2 separate regions of the Mus musculus genome follow, and region 1 is linked to region 2. The links are chromatin contacts, found by Hi-C or POLR2A ChIA-PET in ENCODE. All regions are on one chromosome and are shown on one strand. The core of a region is the stretch at or near the end of the contact, and the rest is flanking DNA. Distances in the headings are between cores, read along the strand shown.

Region 1 (2,700 bases), core at 157-2,656, 35 kb after region 2:
GCAACCAGTTGATGTATGACTTTACCCGGCATCAAGGGGCAGTGGACAGAGGGGAGGTTCCAGCCAGGTGGTGTTGACCCAGACAAGATAGCCCTGCTTGTACAATCAAGCTGTTCTTAGGAATGTCTTAACAACAGCCCTGTCTGTTCTGCTTTGTTCTCAGCCCCAGGCCACGGGCTCATAGACAACTCTTTTACATGAATCACAAGATACAAAATCTCATTTTCTTTTATCACCATCTCCCACTCCAGCGCGGTATGGTGAGGCGGGAGGGATGCCTCGGCACATCCCTTTCCCTGAGTTATCAGCCACAGGACAGGTATAATGTAGAACAGTTTATTTGGGGGCATGGGAAGGGAGTTGAGAAGGGAGTAGAGGCAGTCAAAGAGAGAAAAGAGAAGAGGAGAGGAGAGGCTGGCCAGGAACCCGTGGAGAGGAGGAAGGAGGGAGGAGTTGGGGAGAGAGGGAGAAAGGGGTCAGGGAGAGAAGAAAGTCTGAGAGAGAGAAGGGGAGAAGGGGCAGAGAGAGCGAAGACATGGAGGGGGGTATGGGAGTAGGGGTCGGGTTGGGAGGGAACAGACCCTTTTATAGCAAGCCAGGCCTTGTTGCTAGGTAACCGTTGGGCGGAGCATAGAAGGACTGCTAACACTATGGGTGACAATGGTCTTCTCCCGGGCATCTGTACCTTTGAAATGTAGTCAAGGTAGAATCTGAGTACACGCAGATGCCACGTGTGTCGTGGACAGCCCCACTGTCCAGAAACTGGTTCATCCTGAACACCCACACCTCCCTAATGCCAAGTCCAAATTGCTAGTCCGCACAACTGCAGGCAAATCAAAACTGGGGTGACTCTATATACCAACCAAGTGCTCTCCCGCAGAGCAATGCCACAGGCCCTCACGCTGCTCCAGACCGTCCCGTCGCTCCCTGCGCATCCGCAGGAATAAAAATGTTGTTAAGTAAAATTAAACAAGGGTCTATGACGTGGATCAATGAGACAAGTCGTGCACCAAATAACAGTTCCTTTGTTCACGATAGGTCTCGAACCACATCTAGTCTGGATGTAAAATACCGGGAGCACCTCCAACCGGTAATACTAGTACCCTCAACCAGGGAGAAGTAGCCTCAAAATTTAATTACGTGAGCCGCGTTACCCCGAGGACCCACCGAAGCCATTGATGTCGTTGACAATGCAAAATTTAAAATACGTCTAAAGGCCCTTGGTGTCTAGGTCAAGTTGGCCGCGGACCATCCGCCATCAGCTGTCAGGCAGCGCGAAGCGACACTCGGGTTCAGGATCCTAAGGAGCACGGCCGCGAACCAGACACCCAAAGAGAGGTCCGAGCCGATGCGGCGGCCAGCTGCGCACGCGCGCCCCCGAGGGCGTGGTGCACTATGATCCGCCTGCTGCGCGTGCGCGCGCCCAGGGGGCGGCGCGAGGTCAGGGCCGGGGGATGTTACTGCGGCTGGTGGGGGCGGCGGGCAGTCGAGCCCTGGCCTGGCCTTTCTCCAAGCTGTGGCGATGTGGCGGATGCGCAGGGAGCGGCGGGACGGTCTGGAGCAGCGTGAGGGCCTGTGGCATTGCTCTGCAGGTGAGCAGGGCAGCGCTGGGGCCACGGGTTCCGGGCGGCGTGGCGGGGGCCGCGCTGGGCGTCGCGGTGACGTCATCGGCCTGCGGCTGGGCCGGGCGCAGCGTCTTCCCGATTTCTGCCTCCGACTCCACTAGTGTCTACCTACGGCTGATCGGAACACTTGAGCGGGTGCGATCTAGCCATTATCCAGTTAGCTATTGCAGGGCCCCACTTAAAAGGTAGTAGCCTTTATTCATTAAGGAGGCGTAGGTCTCCATACTAAGCAGAGAAAGATGGCCACCATGGAATTCCCGCCACTGATGCTTCATTTTTTAGATAGTTTAGCCTTACTAGATATTTTATCACCCCTCACAGGTACATCTGCCAGTAGTAAGGAGGCTCACCACGGCGAAAGGGAATATCCATGCAGATTATCCATCTTCAAATAAATGCGTGTTACCATCACAGGGGCCATACAGCCGTTCTTCCTCAATTCAGTTTTGGTCTTGTTCCCTCTTAATATGACAGTAGTGTGGTGTAACGGTCCATGAGCAAATGTCCATTTACCCCAGCTAGGGCACTCACGATAGGTCAAAATGATTCCATTCCTCTAGCTTTGTGAACCAGTGAGCTTATTGGAATTAAATATGGCCGCACCGGGGAAGGTTACTTAACAGGAGTGACTCAAAAGCAGTTTCATCGATGAAAGGCTCACATACAGGTCACAACGCAAGGCGAACCTACAGTCAGTACCACTGAAGAGGCTCCCTCCCCTCAGCAGTTCTTTCCTGCCTGTAGAACTTTGGGTCTGGGGGCCCGTGGATTTTTTTTTAAGCTTCTGAGCATAAGGTTTATGGGGCTTCTTGAGGCTTAAGAGCTTCCCTCTCTGTAGGGGGGAATCTCTGGGTTTGGAGGAGGTAGCTGCACAGTGGGTCGGGAAAATGCCCTCAGGTTTGTTTCTAGTGCTGTGCATTGCACAGTCATTTCAGGTCATGTCGCACATCCTGTTCCGGTGGGTGACCCGTTGAAGATCAGTCATATAGTGATTGTTATAGACAGTTCTGAGTTGCTGTGGGCCAGTGTCTTTGTGAAAGAAGTACATTGGATGGACTTTGACTTGGTTGGGTGG
Region 2 (2,700 bases), core at 44-2,543:
CAAAAAAAAAAAAAAAAAGAAAGAAAAGAAAAAAAAAAAGAAAAGAAAAGAAAAGAAAAAGTGCTGTTGCATCAACGGAGAAACTGTCAAGACTCATAGTAATGAAGACAGGCAGACGTGGCTCCATCCTTGACTCTCTGTGAAGGTGAGGGCCCAGTGCTAGTACAGATATTGGCTCATATCACAAGCACTGGTATAGGCCTTCTAGCACAGAAGTAATAATCCAAAACACTTGCCTTTAGCTCTTAGCCTTTGGGATGAGGAACAAAGAGTCAGTAGAAATGTCAGAGGAGAGTCATCAGACAGTAACGAGTGCCTCTCCGATATCTCTGCTCACAGATGAGGAGGAAGTATTAGGAGAGACATTTGGCTGTGGTTAGGAAAGACTGTATCCTAAAGGCTGAGCCAGAGAGGCCTAAGTGTGGACCTGGCCTGTTAGGGGTAAGGAGGGTGAAGTCTGGTGAGAGAGCTGGGAGGTGAAGTCTGAGGCAGACTTCTTCCCTGGGATCCTCCAACTGCTGGGCTTGAGGTGCAGAGGGAGTCTGAGGGTGCTGAGGCTGTCATGGCTGTGGTGTCACCGTGGGGTGGGGAAGAAGGGCTGGTCCTGAGTCCGGTGGAAGTTAGATCAGACAAAGGAATGTGATCAGGAACGCACTGAAGGTTGGCCTCAGGTGGGAATGATTTATTCACTATCAGACAGAGGTGTGTTAGGTGTGTGGTGTGTGTATGTCTCTGTGTGTGTATGTGGTTTGATGTGCGTGTGGTGTGTGTAGTGTTATGTTGTGTGATGTGTATGTGTGGTGTGTGTAGTGTGTGTGGTGTGTGTAGTGTGTATGTAGTGTGTCATGTGTGTATGAGGTGTGTGTGTATGTGTATGGTGTGTATAGTATGTGTGTAGTGTGTATAGTGAGTGTGTGGTGTGTATGTGGTATGTCGTGTGTGTGTCGTGTGTATGAGTGTGTGGTGTGTAGTGTGTGTGTATGTGGTGTGATGTGTGTGTGTGGTGTTATTGTTGTTTTCTCAGATAGGACCTTTGGAGCTTGAGACGCACCTTAAATGTCTCGATGGTGGTGTCCTGGGGACAGCTGAATGTCAGTGTTGGGGATGTGGGGACATTGAGGGGTTACCACTGTGGAACCATTCCCTTGAATGCAATTACTAAGGCGTGGGGGTGGGGGAACTCAGGAGAAAAGACTCAGGGCAAAGGTAATGGACTCTATGGACCAGAAGCAGGAGACTTGGAGGTGCTCCAGCGAGCCAGCAGGGCAATCGGTGTCATGAACCTCCTGGCCGGAGGCGGCAGCAGCGGGCGGAGGAGCCGGTACAGTGTATCAGCGGCGGCGAACTACAGTGTAGCCAGCCGGTCCGGTACAATGTAGCGGCAGCCAGGTAAGCCAGAAAGCGGTCTCTGTAGGTGTCGGGGGGGTCTGGTGGGAAAGCAGGCGAGGGTCCAGATCTCAGCATGCAATCGCCACTGGTCGGACTCCGGGATCGGGCTTCTGACCCACGCACTCATGGTGCAGAACTGGCAGAGGCCTCAAGCAAGACGTCCAGCTCCCGGCTGCCGCCTGCTGGCTCTCCGCTGTGCGCAAGGCCTTGGTGACCTCATTGGTCCCCGCAGTACGTAGGGCAGAGCTTAGCGTCCACAGATGCCGACCCCCACCCCCAATCACCGGGTGGCTTCAGAGCCTGAGTATGGGACTCCCGGCCCAAGGACCCGCAGGGACTCGCCTTCTGCTATGTTGAGCTTTTCTGAGCCTTCGGTTTCACAACTATGAAATGGGTGAGGAAGGTCGTAGAGACCTGCCCCAGTGGGGACAGTCGCATCCTCAGAATGAATTCACGTTATAGCGGGTAGAAATGTGAGGTGCGCTTTGTTGCGCCTTCTGGGGTAGTTGAGAATTATTAACACTGGTCCTGCTTGGCCTGGATTGCCTGTCCATCCTTTTTAAGGGTGTGAGCAAATAGGATGTACTTTGGACTCCTGTGGCCCTTGGACTAGCACTTTTTGGTGGCTAAAGTAACACACCGGAGGCGGGCTCTTATTCACCATAATCTGTCTTGAACTTTCACCCAGTGCCTCTGATGTACCACAGACCCTTGGTCTTACTCTGAGGGTTTCAGTTGTCAAGTTGTAATTATTATTCGATTTAGGAGAGACCTCTGCAGGGGCTGGATGGAACAGTTTTCTTTTTTTTTTTTTTTTTTTTTGTCCTTTCTTGAGTATCTTTCCTGAGGCCAACCACGGATTCTGGGTGCAGATCTCTGTAAGGCTGGTGGGGAAATAGGAGATGGGGTCCTACTCAAAGCCGGCTGTTGCTTCCTGCAGCCTGGGCTGGGCTGAGGTGCTGTCTATTCGTACTCAGCTGAAAGAGCAATATGGTTCTCCAAACTGGTTCCAGACAAACCAGGAAGATGGGTTAAATGGCTCCATTGCTTAATTCATTCCTTGCTTTTGTTCCTGGTCAGGTGGTGGCAGTGCCAGTCAGGACATACATAAGGGAGCCATTTTCCTGGGAAAGGTAGCCCAGAGGAGAGTGGAGGGCAAGCTCTGGTCAAGGTCTCCCTGTCCCTCTGACTATATTCTAAACCATCGGGAGGTTTCCAGAGAAGGCGTCTGGAAGGGGCTCCTGTGGGCTCCACCCAGTTCCTTTAGACTGGGCTGGTCACCACATGGCGTCGGTGACTGCCCAGCAGCAA

Evidence for each region. Hi-C counts contacts between places; a loop is a spot of excess contacts on that map. ChIA-PET counts read pairs that join two places held with the same protein, here RNA polymerase II (POLR2A).
Region 1: a map of heart shows a loop between it and region 2 (7-fold over the local background). The contact joins the promoter of Afg3l1 here to the promoter of Def8 in region 2. A Hi-C loop is called at or near these places in 6 of 37 maps with a recorded cell type or tissue (heart and left cerebral cortex). POLR2A ChIA-PET finds 5 or more read pairs at or near these places in 4 of 5 experiments (Patski and embryonic stem cell).

What each region holds. Positions count from the first base shown.
Region 1 is chr8:123,476,456-123,479,155 of GRCm38, forward strand. It overlaps Afg3l1 (AFG3-like AAA ATPase 1), which reads left to right and starts at 1,407. Exons shown (of 17, transcript NM_054070.3): 1 at 1,407-1,592. The coding sequence starts at 1,455.
Region 2 is chr8:123,441,663-123,444,362 of GRCm38, forward strand. Def8 (differentially expressed in FDCP 8) reads left to right here and starts at 1,294. Exons shown (of 12, transcript NM_054046.5): 1 at 1,294-1,389.